2 separate regions of the Mus musculus genome follow, and region 1 is linked to region 2. A link is a loop called in an ENCODE intact Hi-C map of the cell type or tissue named here. Cell type or tissue: heart. All regions are shown on one strand. Each heading gives the region's core, and the rest is flanking DNA. Links, peaks and the distances in the headings are about the cores only.

The links. Hi-C counts contacts between places; a loop is a spot of excess contacts. Peaks named below come from ENCODE experiments on the same cell type or tissue, not always from the same donor. Only the 100,000 strongest peaks of a DNase experiment are listed, where the experiment ranks them.
Region 1: a loop joins it to region 2, with 3 times the contacts of the local background. A loop is called at or near these places in 2 of 42 quality-filtered maps.

What each region holds. Positions count from the first base shown.
Region 1 is chr8:85,597,380-85,607,752 of GRCm38, reverse strand. No RefSeq gene overlaps it. Among named protein-coding and RNA genes, the nearest start is that of Gm51583, 27 kb to the right of the region's middle. In heart, for the core only: a CTCF peak has its summit at 4,364 (motif pointing left); no DNase peak of the experiment used is centred there.
Region 2 is chr8:86,531,410-86,541,782 of GRCm38, reverse strand. Abcc12 (ATP-binding cassette, sub-family C (CFTR/MRP), member 12) reads left to right here. Exons shown (of 29, transcript NM_172912.4): 11 at 319-443; 12 at 1,685-1,757; 13 at 3,257-3,460; 14 at 6,775-6,909; 15 at 7,020-7,095; 16 at 7,192-7,260; 17 at 10,170-10,259. Among named protein-coding and RNA genes, the nearest start is that of Abcc12, 30 kb to the left of the region's middle. In heart, for the core only: CTCF peaks have their summits at 5,175 (motif pointing right) and 6,857; DNase peaks (open chromatin) are centred at 5,272 and 6,422; H3K27ac peaks cover 402 bases; H3K27me3 peaks cover 979 bases.

The DNA.
Region 1 (10,373 bases), core at 1,168-9,167, 930 kb after region 2:
CATGTGAATAAAGACCCTTGTGTGATTGCATCGGGCCAGCTCCTGATTGGTCTTTTGGGATTCATGAACACTTCCCGGTACTATAAGCTCACAATAGCTGTGCGTGGCCTGCACAAGGTCAAGCTAGTCAGCATGGAGTGGGAAGAGCCCCTACCCCCGAGTAGCTGTGGCCACTTGATGGCTCCCAGGAGAAGAAGAAGCAATTTTCTTTAAGTGTGAAGCTCCTGGTTAGATCAGCCATTCTCCAGTGGATGGCCCCTTGCCCAGGAGTAAATGGGCCACACTGATTAGAGTCCATGGAGAGAGAGAGAGACAGAGAGAGAGAGAGAGAGAGAGAGCAAAAAGTTGAGGGGAAGGGTGGAGTAGGCCTGGAAGCGGTGAGAGAGAAGAGAGGGGGTAAATATGAGCAAAATACTGTAGAGAGAATCTCTTATAAACAATACCTGCCAATAAAAAAACCTGTGGCCAATGAGCTGAGACAGGAAATAGGAGGTGGGACACCAGCAGGAAGAGAGAGGATTCTGGGAATTAGAGGCCAGTAAGACTCCCCTGGAAATATCATGGAAGGCAGAAGCAAGGGAGCTGAGAAGAGGTAACTAAGCCACATAGGTAGGATAAGGGGGAGATTCGGGCTGGAACACTGAGCAGACAGCCATAAACCAGCAGGTAGCTGATCTCAGAATAAAGCAGAGATTCACCTGGGACTTGGATGCATTAAGCTGAGGAGAGGTAATTAACCATGTGGAAGACAGAACAGTTTGAATGGGTTGGATAAGTTATGAGCTAGTCAGGGAATGAGCCAAAGCTTATAGCCAAGGCGTTTATTAATAAATAATTAATCTCACAGTCATTATTGTTGGGAACTGAGGCTGGGGAAGGAAAATAGATTTTTTTTATTTTTACAAAATACAGTGTATGAAGTTCTCCAATTAATAAAAATGTGTATAGTGAACAGAGCCTAGATAACCCGAGCCTGTCAATCAAGATAGGAAATGATGCAACTCTACCCGCTTGCAGCCAACATCTCCCTGTCTTGAACCATCAAAGGAAGATGCAAACACTAACCCTAGCTCTTGAGAAAACCTTGCTCAGGCCTACTGTTCTCTGGCAGAATATCTACTTTAAACCTTGCTTTGCCTTTGAAGGAGACTGCTTGCTGCTTGGTTATTTCTATGGACTTCTCCAAATCTCTGAACAAAGTTCTGAGAACCTGGAATACCTGGTTCCGACGTCTACTGCAGGTAACAGCGCTGCACACAGCTTTCCACCCAAAGTCTGCCACACAAACATCCTAGGAAGATGGGGGTGGGCACAGGCAGTGGCCCTCTGCTTACACTTTGTATAGAGATTTGGGAGGCCCAGAAAGGCGTGCAACCCAATAGCTACTTTGGCCTGGCCACTTCAGCATATCCTAGAGAGAATGGAAGACTTCAGGGAGTGGCATGGAAGGGAGACTATCGTACTATCTGAAAGGAGCCTGTGAGGAGCTGTCAAATCGGTCCATGCCTGGGGTTTGGTCCTGTTGAGACAGTTCTGAGACACAAGCTACGACCCTACCCAAGGGCCATGTCCAGTCCTCAGCAGAGCAATCCTGGGATCCATCTCCCTCCCCCGCCTGCAGTGTGCCCCTTCATCCTCTGCCTCCCACATCTTCTCTTTCTCATTTTATTTTATTCTCTCCTCACTTATTCTCCCTCCCTCCCTTTATTCCTTTCTCTTCCTCTTTGATGGCTTTGTCTACGAGGCTGTGGACAAACTTTAAAAAACAAATTAAGTGTATTATGTACACACCTGTAATCCCAGTATTTAGGTATTTACACAGTGAAGGCGGGGGGGGGGGGTCTGCTTTGGGGGATAGCCTGGACAAAATGGCCTTAACTCATAGAGAGCCACCTGTTCTACCTCCTGAGTACTGGGACTAAAGGTTTGTGCCACCACAGCCTGGCTAAGATGTTTTAAAAAAAAAAAAAAAAATAACGACCACAAACATTTTAGACAGATGCTCCTCACAAGACAAGTTCTCTCGATAGATAGATAGATAGATAGATAGATAGATAGATAGATAGATAGATATGTATATTTCATGCTTACCATCTACAGGATCCCAAAACCAACATTCATGTGTCCTAGTGACTCCAGAAAAGGGTGGGAGAGTAGAGCCTTAGAGACCAGCTTTGCCTGCCATCCTCTGGAGAATGGGAAGAAGAAAGCACCTGGAATCAAGACTAAACAGGTCAGCCAGGACGAAGAACAAATCTGGCTCTTTTCCTAGCCTGTTCCTTTTAAGGGCTCTAGTAAGGGATAAAACCAGGAGAAAGCTTAGTTATGCCAGTCCTCGGGATGAGAGCTGGAGCAGGAAGCATTTCTACTCTCCCCCGCCCTAAGCAGACTTCCTTCTAGAAAATAATAATAAAAAAAAAAAAAGGTAGAAGCCAAGGGCAGAGTGGGGAAGACACACTTGCCATATCCCATGGCCGACCTCCCTCTGCCTTGAATCTGGACCAATTCTCATTCTCAGATGTTGTCTGAAACCTTCCACAGCTCTACCAAAGTTGAACTGGGAGACATTTTGGCCAGATGGACCAGGAAGGACCTCTGGGGCTAGCTGGGGACATCAGTGACTCTTAATTTTCACTATAATAAACTGCACAATCCCAAGGTATCTAAAATATCAAGCTTGTTACAGGACATTCAAAGAGTTGTATATTTTTATGTTACCCACAACCTGAAGGTCAGAAGGTCCCATAGAAGTAGTCATTGACAATTAATTACCATCTTGGAGTTGTTTTTACAGATAAAATATAAATGAATGTGAAATTTGTGTTTCACATCCACAGAAACTCCCTCTCACGCCCAAGCCTTTCTTTCTACACAAAGACCAGCAGCATGAGAGCTGAGCAGCACTGAAGATGCAGCCAATCAGTGCAGACAACCTGGTAGCTGAAGAGACTGCTCAGCCTTCCCACAAGCAGTCTCCTGGGTTCTGCCACAGTCAGAGCCCTGGCTCAGACAGCCCATCCACCTTCTCCAATGATGTGACCTTAACAAGGTCACCAGACTCCCTGAGTACCTGCCTCATGCTATGAGAATTAAGTAATAACCTGTATAGAGGACTTGACAGAGACCCCTGATACACAGAAGACACAAAATAATTAAAGCCATGCTTATTATCTCCTCAAAAGATGGATGAACTGGGCTGGTAGTTAGCTCTGTGGTAGACCACTAGCCTAGCAGCAGCCCAAGGTTTAATAACCAGACCACAAAGCCATACAAAACGCCCTTTATAGCCTTGGGGTCAGAGTGTGCTGGGCCTTCTCATCCCACTGAGGGACACCGTACCTGCTCCTGGTTTTCAGTTTGTTCATTCAGTAAACAAGACTGTTCCATTTGGGAAGAGGCAGTGCTAACCCCTCATTACGAAATCACTGTGGCGGCCTTGGTACCACTGAACCTTGCTTCCTATCTCCAAAACTGAGGAAAAAAAAATATTTCTGCCACTTTAGAAATGTAGAAGTCAAAATAGAAAACTGCCATTAAACTGCTTTGCAACTGTGGTGCCATGCCAAAGCAAGAAGGGCGGTGGCCATGATGGAATAGTGCCTCCCAGGACAGCAGAAACTGAGGGTCCACAGATGTGTGTTGAATTAGGAATGAATCACCTCATCTGAAGAAATGTTTAAAAAGCCTAGATTTCCTAGTGTGTTTGACAAGAGGAGAGGGAGAGGTCAGAGCCCTCCAGAGAATGTGTTCCTGTCTTCCCTGCTCTCTCCCTTTCTGCAGTCTTCCCACTCTTTGACTGAACCCCTAAATTTTTAAGAGGAGCATGGGTGTCAGTCATGCTGATTAAGCCCCCTATTGACAGAGGCCACTGAAGAGATGAAGTGGACTTCAGAGATGTGAAAATGGGGCTCAAATGTGATTGTGGTATCTCTCCACGGTCTCACAGGACACCGTGGAGTCTGTACTGCCTGCCCTACATCATTTTCTCATCCTGCTCTCTTGCCATCTACCAGGACTCTGACCTCTCCATCTGCCTCCCCGTCACAGTTAGAAATCAGTGTCCCAAACATGTGAGGGGAAGTGCCTCTGAGAGCTCCTGTCCTAGGACACACACTTCCTTTTCAGACACCTGTGTAACCTGTGACCTAGACACTGACCCCTCCTCCCTCCCGCTCCTCCCTACAGGACATCGGAACAGGGGGCCTAGCAGTAAATACTGGGAAACATTTCTGACCCCCAAAGGCAGAGTGTTTTGTGAAGATCCATCCAGTGAGTTTGTCTTCATCTCGATTCCAATGGACCACCCATCTCTCCAGAGCAAAGCTCCAGTGGTGGATCATTTCACAGGCCAGCCTGCCCTCTGCTGACCAGAGTTGGAAACTATGGTTAATTCGTCTGAGAAAGGGCTCATCTAAAACTGTTCACCCCTTGCAGCTGAGGGACACAACTCACCTCAGTCTTTTCTACCTTTGCTCTCCTTGGCTATAGGAGCACCCTTGTATAAAGTTCCCACCAAGAACACGATTTCTAGAACCTTCCCCCTCAGCTTCCATCAATCAGGGTGGTTGACAGTATAATGTAACCATGATTTGCTGAAGAGTGACACCCTGACTCAAATAGTATGTAAATGCAGAGTGTTTTATTCTGCAGAAGTCCAGCATGCTGGGGTCTCCCATTACCAAGATAGACAGACAACTGCGCTTCCAGGCCTGATTTAAAGCACATCAGAGGAATTCCAGGGTAGGTGAGCTTTATCTTACTCTATTTCTAGGCATTCCACAACCATTACCGGTGCGTGGGGGCTGGAGCCTGGGGTTTTTCCTATTAACTGACTTGCCTGGGCTTGCCTGGGCTTGCCCAGTTCTTGGAAACAGAGTTTTAGGCCTAGTTTCCTTAACTGCCAATTTGAAGCCTGTCGTGGAATCAGCCTATCTCTTCCCTTTCATTACCACCACCACCTTTCAGTTTGAGGCCATCCTTGAGATGTTTCTATGGACTGGTACTGTTGTTTGAGAATAAATCTGTTCCTTAACAAACCTAACTAAAGCATTGATTATGCAGGGACCACAAGTCAAAGCTAACATCAGTTGAATCTGTCTTGTAGTCTCCTTCTGACTAAGGCCATGGATTCTTTGACCACACCTGAGTGGTCAACATAGAAACAACATTCCTCATCTAAGGCTGCACAGAGTCCTCCCTGCTGGAGGAACAGCAAGTCTGGGCCTCTTCTGTTCTGTAGGACTACTGTTGCCAGGGAGGATAGGGAATCCTGCAGGGCCACGATGGACTTTTCCATCTCCTGTATATTTCCCCATCCATAGGGCCTTGCAGGGCTGAGGCCCCTACACTAGCAGCTCCAACTAGCCCTATGCCAAGAAGAGAACCTAGAAACACAGCAGAAGTAGTCACCCTTTTAACTCGATTGTTTGGAGGTGCTAGCTGGTTGAAGACATCCTCCCTAGAATAAGAGGTCACTCTGGCTACAAGCTGTATTAGAACATAAAAATCCTCAGACATATTTACAACCAGGTCATAAATGCATGGAGTAGGCCCCCGAGGTAGAAGCTCACCAAGCATTCTCCAGAGGCAGCCTGTGTCCTGCAGCAGTAGGGGTTACAGTGTGGTTGCAGAGGTGGGAATAGGCTGGGGCTACCTTGCTTCCAACACAGCGTCCCTGTCTGATAACCAACAGTCCAGGGTGAGAGTAGTTGAGAACCAGCAGTCCAGTCTTGACAGCCACTGTGAACTTGATGACAAGGTTGTTACTCCGCCCCCTAGGGTTACGTGGGGCTATTGGCTGGTGCAGCAAAGCATAAGCAGCAAGCAAACAGGGTCATGAGTGCCAGAGTCGATCAGGATCAGTCAGCGGATCGACACAGTGTAGGGTGACCTCCCATCATTCTTGTGGCTGTTCACCTGGCATTGCCCTTCACTGGGATCTCAACTGCTGGATCATCTCTCCCCTGGCAGGCTTAACGTGGGAGTGGTACATCACATCCTGATCACGTCCACCTTAACAGCCAGAGGCATGGTCAGGATCACAATGTGAGGTCCTTTCCAGCAATGTTCCAGAGTCTTGTGGTTATGTCTCTTAATCCAGACTCTTCACCTGGTTCTAATCAGTGGCAGTCAAGGGAGGAACAGACTCATAAACCTGGCAGATGGCAGGCCAGAGTTGCTTCCAGATCCTATGGAGGGCTTCCAAGGATGTTAAAAACTTATGTTGGTCATATTCAGCTAAGATATCAGACTGGAGTTTGGGCAGCAAGGAAGGGGGCCTTCCATAAAGGATCTCAAAAGAGGGGTGAGGGGACCTAAAGTGTAGGGGGTATTCCTAGCCCTATATAAGGAATAAGGTAGGAGAGACACCCAGTCACCACCAGTTTCAAGGGTTAATTTGTTCAGGGCTTCCTTCAGGATCCAATTCATCCTCTCTACTTACCCTGAACTCTGGGGTCTGTATACACAAGGTAATTTCCAAATGGTCCTCAGAACCTGTGCTAGAGATTGAGTTACCTGAAAGATAAATGATGATGGTTCACTGTCAAACACAAGCAGGTTTCTATTCCTGCACAAAGCATCATGACCAAGAAACAAGTTGGGGAGGAAAGGGTTTATTCAGCTTACACTTCCATACTGCTGTTCATCACCAAGGAAGTCAGGACTGGAACTCAAGCAGGTCAGGAAGCAGGAGCTGATGCAGAGGCCATGGAGGGATGTTCCTTACTGGCTTGCTTCCCCTGGCTTGCTCAGCCTGCTCTCTTATAGAACCCAAAACTACCAGCCAAGGGATGGCACCTCCCACAATGAGCTGGGTCCTCTCCCCTTGATCACTAGCTGAGAAAAATGCCTTAGATCTGGGTCTCATGGAGGCATTTCTTCAACTGAGGCTCCTTTCTCTGTGATAACTCCAACCTGTGTCAAGTTGGCACATAAAACCAGCCAGTACAGTAGGCAAACCATACCTGGGTATGATGTCTTCCAGAAGCGTCTTTGCCACTACAGTGACAGTCTCCTTTATAGGGTAGGCATCTACCCATCCTGAAAAGGTATCCATAAAAACTAGCAAATACTGTGTTCCTAGTTTTATTTCTGTATAATCTATTTCCCAATTAGCCTCTGGCCATTGACCCCTGATTCTGGTTCCTGGAGCAGTTCCTTGACTGAGGCCTGAGGAGTTCACAGCCTGGCAGGTGGCACAGACTGAGAATACCTGATCAACCATTGTCCTAAGTCAAATATTTTGTACCTTGCCCCTCACAGCAATTCCTTCAGTGTTTGGTTACCAAGTGTGAAGGTTGATGAATCTGATGGATGAGTTGCTTAGCAAACTCCTTAGGTAGGATGGTGCAGGCTTCAGAAGTCAGCAACCACCCATCTCTTCTATAAACTCCTTAGCATTTCGCCTGATGTCATCTGTCTTCAGCAGTATATACCGGGATTTTTGGGGGCACAGGGTAGGGGTGGGAGTGGGGGGCGCTGCAAAGCTACCAGGATGTTGGCAGGGGAAACTTGGGTGGCCTCTCTTGCTGCTTTATCAGCTGGCCTGTTCCCTCAGACTATTTCTGATGTCCCTTTCTGATGCCCGGGCCACCTTGAGAGGAAGACATAATGCCTCCAATAAAACAAGTATTCCTTCCTTATCTTTGATTTTTTTCTTCCTTCAACAGTCAATAATCCCCTCTCTTAGTATATGGACCCATGTATATGAGCAAAGGCATATCTGCTATAAATGTAGATATTAGCTATGCCCCTTTTGCCAGTTTTAAAACCTGGGTTAGCCTTTAGTTCAGCTTTCTAGACTTGAAGTTTCCACTGGCAAAGCAGTTGCCCAAATACCAGAGTCCAAGACCATAACAGCTGCCCCTGCATACCTGATTTCATTCTGGATGAAGCTGCTCCTGTGCATAAAGTAGATCCATTTCCCGTCTGGCCAGGGTATGTCAGTCAAGTCCAGCATGATGTTCTGGCTGTGCCCCAGAACTTGTAGAGCAATCATGCTGCACATCTGAGCACAGGTCAGGTAGCAAGGTGACTAGGTTTATGGCAGATGATGGGTTATATCTTATGCAAGAGGGATTCAAAAGTAGAGCCTGAAACTGCAACAGTCTGGCATTGGACAGCCACCAGCTGTGTGGATTCTTGAGGGTCCCCTCAATAGCATGGTGGGTGGTAACAACAAGTTCCTGCCCCATAGTTATTTTGTCAGCATCCCTGACTAGCTGGGCAGTGGCAGCTATGATCTGGAGGCAGGCTGGCCATCCTTGGGCCATCAGATCCAGCTTCTTAGATAATAAGCCACAGGTCTTTTCCATGGTCCCAAAATTTGGGTGAGCACCCCCTTTGCTATCCCCTTTCTCTGATCCACATACAGGTGGAAAGGTTTGTAAATGTCCCAGAGGGCCAAGGCCACTACCTCCAATGAGGCTCTTCCTAGAGTCTTAAAAGCCATGTCCATCTCCTGGGTCCATTCTATTTTGTCTTTTTTGGCCCTGGGAGGCCTCATATAACACTTTGGCTATCTCAGTGAACCCTGGTACCCAAAGTCTACAAAACCAGGCAGATCCTAGAAATTCCCGTACTTGTCCCAGGGTTGATGGGACTGGGATGCTAAAGATGGTTTACTTCCAAGGCATCTGACAGTATGTGTTGGCTGACCCACCTTGAATATGTACCCCAGATAGGTGACTTCAAGTTGACAAAGCTGGGCCTTCTTAGTTGACGCTCAGTAGCCAAGTTGACTTGAGATGCCAAATCTTTTAAGTTCAGTCTCCATCTTAGAGAACCTGACCTAAGTTTGAACTCAGGTAAACTAACAGGCTGGTACTTAGCAACTTTCTAAGTTGTCCCCCAACAAAACTCAAGCCTAACTCCAGTCTCTAGGCTAATTCCCCAACAAGACCAGCATCTCCAGGTTATTACCCCAATAAATCTGCACCTCTAAGTTACAATCTCACCCCTGGCCTAATGACCACCAATGCAGAGGAGAGCAGAAATTAAAATTTATGGTAAGCCAGACAGTGGTGGTGCATGCCTTGGGAGACAGAGGCAGGTGGATTTCTGAGTTTGAGGTGAGCCTGGTCTACAGAGTTTCAGGATAGCCAGGGCTATACAGAAAAACCCTGTCTCGAAACAAACAAACAAACAAAAAAACAAAAAGAGTTTATGATGTGACTCCCAGCACCAGCCAATTATGTGAAAGGCACAGGAGCTTTCCAATTAGATGCTTGCACACTCACTCCCTGTTTGCTGCTTACTACAAAGCCTTTCCTGGATAGACATTCAGGGCTCCCCCACCACCAAAATTGTCCCACGGTAGTGCATTGGGGGAGGGGGGGAATTAGCTTGAATAGCTAGCTGTGAGTTGCACCAGATTGGCTCCTGTCTGTATTTTGGGGGATCACTGACATTTCCCTGGCACTACTGACTCAGCTCCTGTAACATGTCTCAAGTGGCCTCCTGGCATGTCTCCGAGTTGGGGGGTCCACAATACATACTGGAGCACAGATATTTGGGGGTAGGCCCACCAGTACTCACCAAGCAAGTCCTCATGCATTGCCTCCTCAGAGGTGGTTCTTGAATCCTTGAGGCAAGTGTGTGTCCAAGTCAGTTGTCCCTTGAAGCCCCTCTCCAAGTCTTGCCATTCAAAGGCAAATAGAGGCTGGCTCCTGGGTGCCAGAGGCAGGCCACAAAGCCATTCAGTGGCTGAAGCTTCCAACAGGTGTCAGGGTCAGTTTGGTTCACAAAAGCCATGTTCACAGCTGACTGGTGTTCTCTGGCTTCTGGTCAAAGGTCAAAAGCAGTATAGGTCCTGTAGGCGTCACAAGTCTTTCTAGAATTCCCTGGGGCTCTCATTCTTTCCCTGCATCACCTGACTCACCTTAGATAAACTTGTGGGCCACCTGGCAGCTCTCGGAGGCCACCATCAGAATCTGGTGGTAGACCTGGAGCCTCTCCTTACCTTCAGCAGTGTTAAAATCCCAATCAGGTCGAGTCAAAGGAAAGGCTGCATCCATATCAGCCTGGACTTGAGTGGGCAGCCCGCTTGCTCCTGGAGCCAATTTCCAGGTGGCTCCCACAATCCTCTCTCTCCTCTGTCGTAAAGAGGACCTGGAGCAGTTGCTGACAGACTTCCCAGGTGGGCAGGTGAGTCAGCACGATGGAATCCAGAAGACCTGTGAGGGCTGATTGCATCTAGACCTGTGAGACCAGATGGTCTTTCTAAAAATGGGGAGTTCTGCAACTTCCAATTGTAAAGCTCATTACAGGCAAATGACACATATGTCGTGAACTGCCTCGTGAGCATCTGGGGGTCTCATAGCCCAGAGTGATAAGGCTGTATTAGATTTGGCCCTCTCTCTGGGCATACAGGC
Region 2 (10,373 bases), core at 1,325-9,324:
ACACCTGGTGGAAGGGGCCTCTTGTTACTCATCCATTCTTAAGGCATCTTGCTGTAGTTGGCCCAGAGATGATCTAAGTATAGCCTGCATGCCCCCCAGTTGGCAGCAGGACTCATGACTACTTGCTCCTTAAATTTCCTGCCTAGTCTGTGCAAGTGTCCCACCTAGAGACCCTCAAGAGTACATTTGGACTTATATGGTGTGTATGAGACATATGTCACCCCTCTTATATGTATGACTAATGCTCGTGCAGTAAGGGCATTTGGGAGAGACCCTAGAGTGTGTTTTCTAAGGGTTCTCTGGTTATCATCGCTCTAGATGCAGTTACAGAAAGGGGTCGTGGCTGTCAATGGACCTTTGGCTTACGTTTCCCAGCAAGCATGGATCTTCCATGGAAATGTGAGGGAGAACATACTGTTTGGAGAGAAATACAACCACCAAAGGTATTATTAACCTGGAATGTATCTGGCACTGTGGTAGTTGGTCCACCTGCCTCGGACTCTCACGCCACTAAGGATGGTTACTAAATAGAAAGGTTTCTTTAATGAGTTTGGATGAAACATCCATGGGGCCTGCCCAGGAATTGGAATTTCTCTTTCTGACCCAGAAGTTCAGGAGAGGCATGTTCTGCAGACCTGCGACCACATGGCCTGGTGAGAAGAGGGCGTGGTTGTCACTTCCTTCCCAGGGCAGAGTACCATATGCTCTGAGGTTCTCTGTAACAGGGCATATGTTGCCTCACTGGTGAAAAATGAACCTTGTGATCTTGCTTTAGGCTGAGTAACTAGAACTTTGCTTGAGATCATGAGCAGAAGGGGAGCAGTTAGTCAGTCCTGGCACGATTAATCCACACGGGCACTATATGAGTATATTGTTGCTAGTGTCCTCAAGTGATCCAATGAGATAAAGTCAAACTTCTGGTTTATGCATCTTTGACATATGTTGGGTCATTATCTTTAAGCTCTGGAAAACAGTGACTTCTTAGGCAGGCTTGTCTGAGGTAAGATCCACTACCTTGTCTTCAGGTAGACCCAGGTGTTAGATCTCATTTCACCGGTGGCTCAGAGGGGTGAGTTAACTGCTCGAAAGGCTCCAGCATGTTGACATCAGAAATACCTGACAGCAGGCTCACTCAAAAATTTCTCAGACACCATAGGACTGATGTAATGAGTCAGACTTAGGAATCTGGTTGCAGTTTGGACTTATTATCTGAGTCCATGGTCTCTGAATCCTACTGGCTGGCAGAGTAGCTTATGGAGCAGAAGAGGCAGATGCTAGGGTTGACATTTGTAATCATGTGACTCTATGCTGCTCTATCACATGCATCCTCTCTTCTACTCCTGGCCTTGATTCAGACCAGTGTCTCACCTGGATGCCATCTTCAACAACTTAAGCCCACATCTTGACTCCCTTCTGACTCAAAGAGCAATGATAGCAGTTGGCACCCCCAGGATTTTATAGTCCCTGGTGCCATTTCCCCTGCATGACATGAATGCTGTAAGGGGAGGGACCAACTCTGAGTCATGGAGACACAGTCTTTGGAACAAGGCAACTTGCCTGGGAGCCCTGAGCTAATGTCAGCAAGATCCCTGCCTTTTGCTGGCAAAAATGGCGGTTCCTTCAGGAGCAGCCTAGGCAGCTGTGTTCTGTGCTGGTCTTACCATTCTGGCCTCTATGTCTACAGGTACCAACACACAGTTCATGTCTGTGGTCTCCAGAAGGACTTGAACAGCCTCCCTTATGGAGACCTGACTGAGGTAAGCAGAGCTGAACGTCATTTCCCCAGATGACCTGGATCCATCTCCACACATTGCAGAAGCAGGAAACCCTGTGGGAATGCTGCTGGAGTCCGGCTTCTGCCTATCCTGGATTCTTTGGGGTCCACCAAGTGGAGGTGGACCCAAGCCTGCTTGTGTTTGACTCCTCTTGGTCGCTTCTATAGCTTACTTCCAACCCTTTCTCCATCTCAAGAAGAGTTGCTGCATGGCTGCTTTCTAACCCCGAGGCCCAGCTCTGTCCTCACAACAGTGGTCCAGAGCATTTCCCCGTGGTTGGAAGTCTCAGGGCTCCTTCTTGTCCTCTGCCTCTGTGTGGCTCAGGGATGCTGAGTCACCTTCAGACCTTGCTCCTAAGCTGCCTGGTCCTGGGTTGAGCTTGTTGACCCAAGTGACCCAGAGCCACTCTGCCACCCTCCTCTCTGTCCCCAGCATACCATGTCTCTTGGACGAGCTTTCCCACACTACCATCTTAGAGAACTAGCTCTTCCAGTCTCTCACTCTGCCTTTCAGGAGTGGCTGGTCTTTCTGAAAGCACATGTGTGTGGCTCTGGATTCCCCTTTCAAGTTTTATCTGTACACCCCTGCCACCCTGCGTGGGTGTCCAGCCACCTCCTAGACTTTCAGAAGCTAATGCAGCTCCCCTGAGAGAGACTTTGGAGGTCTACAGTCAGTAGTGCTTTGACACCAAGTGCTGCAATTAATGCTTCTTGGCTAGCACTTGGTGAATATGTTGAGTGCTGGTGTTGTGTGTCCAGTTTCCAGTGCTAAAATGTGAGCTCCTGGTTCATGTGTCACTTTTCTTGCTGAGCTCCCAGGTCCCAGCTCTCAGCACATGGCACCTAGCTTAGAAGCTGGGCATCTGAGTACAGTGGGATCCACTCTGTACTCAGGAGGACGGGATTCCTAGAAAAACATAACCTAGATTTTCATCTTGCAGGAAATGTCTACTGAGCATATAATCCATGCCTCAGATCAGGCGCCAAGTTTTAGGGATTGATGGTGTCTTCATGGCACACACATTTGTACACGAAGAAGTGGACATAGGGGTCCCTGATCCATCTCCCAGGCACAGTCCTTCCTTTTCACTATTCACTGTACATTCTTCCAAAGTTCCCTGCTCCAAAACCAAACAAAAACCACAAAAACAAAACCAAAGCCAAATCTCGGTGTTAGCAATCAATAGTGGACTGTGCACCAGGAATTGGGAGTCATGTGATAGGCACCCCTTACTCAGAGTCAGAGAGAGCTGTTCTCAGTTGGCACTGTGCTTCCATGAAGTGAGGGGGTGGGGTGGGTGGAATTCTTCCAGTCAGCATTGCCTAGCGTAAGGCATGGGGGAGCTTATGTGCAGAGAGAGATAACAAGCTGTGTTGTCTCCCCGAGTCCTGAAGAGTTTTAGAATGCTCCTGATATACAAAGACCATGGGGTGGCAGGCAGACTTAATAATGATGGGCAGTGCCATTATCCCTGTCCACAGATTGGAGAGCGGGGTGTCAACCTCTCTGGGGGACAGAGGCAGAGGATCAGCCTGGCCCGTGCTGTGTATGCTAATCGTCAGCTCTACCTGCTGGATGACCCGCTCTCGGCTGTGGATGCCCACGTGGGGAAGCATGTCTTTGAAGAATGCATTAAGAAGACACTCAAAGGGAAGACAGTTGTGCTGGTTACCCACCAGTTGCAGGTGACTGGGATGTGCGTGGTCCATGAGGCCTTGGGATGAGTGCAGCACTTGATGGTCAAAGAGACTCCTGTTCTGCCTAAATATGCCATTTCCACCAGTAGGTGGCTTTACCTGAACAGGGGATTGAGATGGTAGGAGACACTGATGAGTCCTGCAGCCATCCCTAGCTTCCTGGTATTGCTACCTGCTCCTCTCTGGGTATGACTTCCTTTGGCTTAGTCTTTGGGATCAGTGGGGAGACGACTTTTCCTCCCCCATTGGGTAGATTGTGTAGGATCAATTGGCTCTGAGATCTGGGCCATTGGTGCCAAGGAAATGGGGAGCCAGGCATGGACAAGTCAGGCTCTACCCATTCTCCAGTAGGGACTTGATGGGCCTGAGGTTGGGGGTTCCTTGTCTGAGGGTCATGGAAGCTCTGTTTTCTTTCCTCACCCAGAAAGTCATGGCTCTTGTGATGAGTGGCCCAGACTCCCCAGTCTTCCCCTAGCCCAGGAAAGGCTCCTGAGGCCAGGACCAATGGGCAACGCTTCAGGGTTCTTCTGCCTTCTTAGATCCTGTTCCCATTCAAACAGTAGTCTCCCTCTGGCTTAGGAGGGTGAATCTTGCTGGAGAAAGAGACTGGGCTTATGTTAAGTGAACTGGAGGATTTGGCTGCATGGTCACAGACCTTGTTGAATCCATCCCACATACAGGTTCTGAATGCTTGGTGGGAATCTAGGGCCCCTTCTCTACCCAAGATAATTCAAGGTTACCCTCTCATTCTCTCTCTCTCTCTCTCTCTCTCTCTCTCTCTCTCTCTCTTTCTCTCTCTCTAATCTCCCAAGTCTGGGAGATATACTGCACGTGAGTATGTATTTGTGTGCGTGTGCACGAGCACGCATACCTCAAAGTAGAAAACATCCCAGAGACATTGGGAGGTGACCCGTTGGGGCACTGGTGCAGAGAGCCCCTTCTTCTTGTTCAGTAGGCCTGGTCTGGGGGGCAGGAAGCAGATCTCATTGCCTTTCAGTGAATCAGAAATTGAGGTGGTGAAGGTGTGAAGGCTGAAGCAGCAAGTAAGGTTGCCATAGCTATAGGACTTTGCAGCCTGTAGGTTGGTACCCTCTGGCTGAGGCCAGGAGGACCACCCTGAAGAGAGAGGGCCTCTCAAAGACCCAGGAAACCCAGCCCCCCACAGCTCCCCAGAATAAGCTTTAAGCATTCAAATTTTATACATGTGAGTATCTGGTTTCTTTAGCAGGTGAGCCACAGCTCTATAAAATAATGAGCCAGATTAGTTAGACAAGAACTCCTAGGTCCTCTGTAGGCCAGGGCTGAGGAAAGGAGAAGGCTGGCTGGATTCAGTCTGGAATCCCATGTTTTGCCTAGAAATGGTCTGTGGCCTAGCTAGATTCCTTAGCGTGGTTACCATAGCCCTGGCCTGTGACTATTCAGTCTGTGGCATCTGCTTGCCCTGGGAGAACTGTCTTCCGGAGGAGTCCTGGGTCCTGGAGGATGCTGCCTTGGTCCTGACAGGTGTGAGACAGAGCTGTCCCTCTATTATCCCCTCTTGGAGGATAAACCATAGCCACATGCCCAGCCCATCTTTGAAACTCACTAGCCCGAAGTATGATCTTAGGCAAGCTGGTGTTTTCCCAGAGTCTCCAGCAGTCACACCTTTCCAAGGTCATTTTAGCTCACTTTTTGCTTGTTGGGAGAGGAAGAAGGCCACCAGATGGCACCATAATCTTGATACACTCTTCATCCCATTCTTTGTGGGGGAGGGGAGGGCTCAGCCTCAAACTGCAGCCCCGGGGCTTTCCAGAACATTTCCTAGCTGCTCTGACCTCAGATGCTTTGGAGTAGCTGGCCATGACAGCCACTCATCTGTTTACTTGAGGAAACAAAGCGAGGCCAGCAGTCTGACGAGCTGCTGGAATCTACTAAGGGCTCAGCTTCCGAAGTGTTTGCAGAGCACGGCTACACAAAGCTACTTGGTGTCACCAGAGTGAGCCAAGGGCTTGCTGGCCAGAGGGACCTTTTCGGGGCCCTCCCAAGTCTGGGTGGTGGTCCCACACATAGGCAGAAAAGCCTGTAGATTGTAGTGGGCCCTGTGTGCTTCCTTTCCTCGTGTGAAAAGAATCAATGGCTTAACCGAGCTTACAGCTTTCTTGAGCTGAGAGCTGCCCGAGGTTGGGAGATAAGATGTAAGATCAGGCTGTGGAACACCAGAGGATGATGCCTGAGGTCCAAGTCTGTCTTTGAGGGAAAGGTTCTGTCAGAAGCAGAAGGTGTGTCTCCCTCCACTGGGCAGTAGGAGCCAGGTTCCTGCTTGGGCTGCCTGAGGAAGGGCTCCAGTCATGGATAGGGGAGACAGAGGCTAGAGCTATCCATGCTGCTGGAACTGCTCTGGTTGAAGCATTTGGGCACCACCCACCCCATCAGGTGTACAACTATCAGTGGTAGGCCTTTGCTTGCAGGATTCGAATCAAGTTTAGCCAAGTGGGATTTTGGCCTTGAGCAGAGTAGAAGTGCAAATCCGGGACTCTGGCCCTGCTGTGATGGCTTTCTTCTTTAGATCAAACTGTTCCCACTCTTACAGCATTTTGCCTGCCTTTAGGAGGGGACTATCTGCCCTTTGTTGGGTGGATCAATCGAGGAGTGCCCTTTCTTCTTCCAAAATAAAACGGCATCCCTCTCAGCAGAATTCTTTAATCCAAGGATTGGTGTGGATGTGAAGGGTCTCGGAATCAGAAAAACAGGGCCTGTGATATTTATTGTTCACATCGTTATTGTTCTGTTAAAGCTGGTGGGGGTGTGGCCTATGACCCGGTTTCTATTCCCCGGGCTCAGTGGGGTGGGGCTTCTGACAGGACTGGGATCATGTTTTCTGTCTTTTCCAAACCTTGGCCTCCACAATAGTCAATCAGATTTCTGAGTGGGGTAGCTCATTCACAGAGAAGAATCGAAGGAAGTTTTGATTGCCTCATTGTTGCAGCCAGAGTCCAGCTTCTGTACTGAAAAGACTGGGGACTAGCTCAGTGGTTCTCAATTGCCGCCCCCGCTCCAACCCCTGGGGCATTTGGCAGTGCTTGCAGACAATTTTGCTCATCACAACTAGGGAAAGACATCCTACTGGTAGGTAGACACCAGAGAGGCTGCGAAATAGTCTACAATGCACAGGGCAGCCCCTGAAGACAAGGGATTATTTGGTAATAGTGCCAGGATTGAAAACCCCAGTAATTCAGTGCACCTGGGAAAGCAGGCTGGGAGTTTGGTGTGAGCTCTTTCTTACCGAGGCAGTGCTGTTGTGGATGGATGCACTGTCTCTGCAGTTCCTGGAGTCTTGTGATGAGGTCATTCTGTTAGAAGATGGAGAGATCTGTGAAAAGGGCACCCACAAGGAGTTGATGGAAGAGAGGGGGCGCTATGCAAAGCTTATCCACAACCTCCGGGGACTGCAATTCAAGGTAAACTGCACACCTGCCTGGTGAGTGGGATTAAGAGTCCCGCCTCATGGCTTTCTGCCTGGGACAGGTCTGTTGGCTCACTTTCAGAAGTCATTTCATTTTATCTCCAGGATCCAGAGCACATTTACAATGTAGCCATGGTGGAGACCCTGAAGGAGAGCCCAGCTCAGAGGGATGAAGACGCTGGTACAGTCAGATGACAGTCCCCTCTCTCTCACTGCCCCTGGATCCTGAGTGGACACAGACCTTTCCATTTACTTATTATACAATTTCTCATCCTAGTCTTGGCTTCAGGAGATGAGAAGGACGAAGGAAAAGAACCTGAAACAGAAGAATTTGTGGACACAAACGGTATTTACCATCTTTTCCCTTGGCTGTGTACCTGGGAGTACATGCTAGGCATCCCCTGTCTGCATAGAGGAGGAGTGGTAAAACAGCGGTTATCGCTTTGGGAAGCGAGGACGGTGGTGTGTTGTAGAGTGTGCTCACACAGGGTAATGCCAACTGTCAACTTGACCAGGTTATGAAGACCCTTGAAGGTCTAAACCCTCTACTGGGTTCTTTCTGAGAACATTCCCAGATACAGTTGCCAACAAGGAAAACCCACTCTAAATGAGGGCAGCATCCTCTCCTGAGTTGGGACCCAGATGAAATAAAAGTGGGGAAAGAGAACCTTTAATGCATTCATCCTTTCTTTTTGTTTTGGGGTCACTGTGAGCAAGAAATTGTCCCCTCTTTTGATTAATTAATATTATCATACAATCACATCATTCCCAAATTCTGTTTCCTTCCTCTAAAACCTCCTGTGCACCCCACACTTGTTCTCTTTCATGACCTCTTTTGCTTTACTTGCTGTTGTTGTGTATATTCTGTGTATGTATTGTTAAATATAAAAATGCAATCTGTTCGATCCATACAGTGTTACTTGTATGCATGTTTTCAGGCTGACCATTTGGTTTTGAATAGCTCATCGGTGTGCCCTTCCCTGGGGAAGACGATTTCTGCTGCTCTCAGCAGTCCTTAGTTGCCTGTGGTCCTTTGTGTAAGGTTGAGGCCTCATGAACTTTCCCTTTCCACGACAGCAGGTCCGTTGGTGTCATCAATGTCCAGGTCATAAAACTGGGCACTCTTAACCTTAGTCTCTTAATCTACAGAGGAGGGAAATGATAGAATTAACTTCAGGGAAATGATAGAATTAACTTCAGGGAAATGATAGAATTAACTTCAGAGAGCCCTGCAGAGGTGAAGTGAGAAACTGTCCGTGAGGTTGCCAGCAGAGCGCCTGAAACATAATGACTTTTGGAAGTCAGGTCTAGATCATTTCCTCGTGCCACTCTGCTCTTCTCCTTCCCAAGAGGTCAAAGCAGCACGTGGAAGTGATGCAGAGGCAAGAGAAAGCCGGAGAACCCCTACTCTTCACAGGGGGCATTGAGAAAAGATAAAGCTGCAAAGGGACCGAGGCTGGATCAGGTTATACATCCATTCGACAAATACGTTGTAGACGTTGCATTGAGTGCCATGTCCTGAAACAGGCTGGGAGGGAAGAGATGCTCTGTTCCCAGGTTTTAACGTATAGCCTGGCAGAGGTCACTGGCAAATGAGTAGCAATAGCAAACTGGGATAAAGGTAGGGGGGGTTGACGTAGGAGTAACAGATAGGCTGTGGGAGGCTCTACAGAAGGGGCAATCTTTGCACTGCTCACTCAGGGATGCGTAGGAGTTTCCTAGAGATAACGTGATGAGAAGATGAGGGAGAGTGGAGGGCTTAAAGGTGAGGTTATGAGAACATTTTGGGGACAAAGAGGGAGAAATGAGAGTGAGATTGACCAGGCTGCTGAGGCTACCCTTTTTTCCTTAGATGGGTGTTATTCTTCTCTTGTCCTTAGGGCACAAACTCTGGGCCTCAGCCTGTTTAGGAACAGGGATCACAACAGGGTGGCTTCCTGCAAGAGGTCTGACCCTCACTAATATATAGCAAGAAACACACACACACACACACACACACACACACACTTTTGGTTAGGTGTGGTGTTACAGACCTGAAATCCCAGAACAAGGGAGGCAGAGGCAAGAAGATCATGTTTGAGGTTTTCCTGAATGACCACAACATATACTGTTTCTGAATCAAGGCAAGAAAATTAATAATCAAAGTGAAGTGTACACAGCTGCACACCGAAGTCAATACTCATCTTTAAAGCTCTCTTCACTTTATATATCAAGTGGAAGGCACATCTGGATCTCAGAATGTTAAAATATGAAGAAGAAAGTCTTGAGTCACTGGACTCTTATCTGTCACTGCTAAAGCTGCCTGTGAGATATGCACATTTGGAAAGACAACCTATTTTTATGGCCTGTAAGTCTCCCTGGGCCAAAGGGGATCACCAAGATACCTCTTGCAGCCTTTGTTGGGGGGAACTCTAGACTGCTCAGCATCTGACATCTTGTCAGAGGCTGGAGCGGGGTGGGATGGGGAAGGAGACAGCTGTTCCTCATGTTGCTCACCACCCACCCTTCTCTGGACAAGGAAGTAGACTGTGAAACATCACTGGAGACAGCCCCTGTCTCCCAAGGTTGGCCGCTGGACTGAGAAGTGCCTGGCATGGTGCTGAAGGGACAAGGCACATACTGAAGGCTGGGCAGCCCTCCTCAGCACCCTCTGCTGAAGTATTTTCTCAGGCTCAGGAAAAGCCCAAAGGCTTCCAGTCACTGCCCTGGATTGGCTGAAAGGACTGTTACCATTTGTGTCCTGGGTTGCTCACATATACCGCCTTATCTCATTTTGCAGCCTGAGGAGAGAGTGGAACATCCCAAAGACATTTGCAGGCTCCCGGCCACAGCATGATGGGGCTTTGTCCATCAGGTATCTGTGAGGTAGAAAAGAGACCACGGACAAAGTCCCCCCCATCCACCTGTCCTGTCACAGCAGCGCACACAGCCCAACTTGAACTCAGGAGCACTCAATAGATATAGACACACTGTATACTCATCTGTACCTTCTGCATCACATTCAGTTCTGGGAGCCAGCACAGCCCTGGACTCCCAGGGCTAAGCATTTAGGCTTCAAGTCACACGCCCCTCGGGGCAGTAAGGAGGATCAAATAATATAAAATGAGTAAGGTATATTAGACCATTGAAAGTGTGTGAAAAACAGGCCAAGGACCTTAGCAGTGGAGGGGAGCGTGTGAAGGGGACATGCTGGCCTCGCTGTGTGTCCCCAGCTGGCCGCGAGGCTCATGGCCTTCCCTCTGTCTGTCTCTGCAGCTCCCGCTCACCAGCTCATCCAGACTGAATCCCCCCAAGAAGGAATCGTGACCTGGAAAACATATCACACGTATATCAAGGCTTCTGGAGGTTTAGTATAAAACATCAGGCTTCTAGATTTAATTTGCATTTTAAAAATCTGTTTTTAAACTGTTGGGTTCGTGTTTTTATGATTCCGTCACCAATTATTCTTTTTATGCGTGT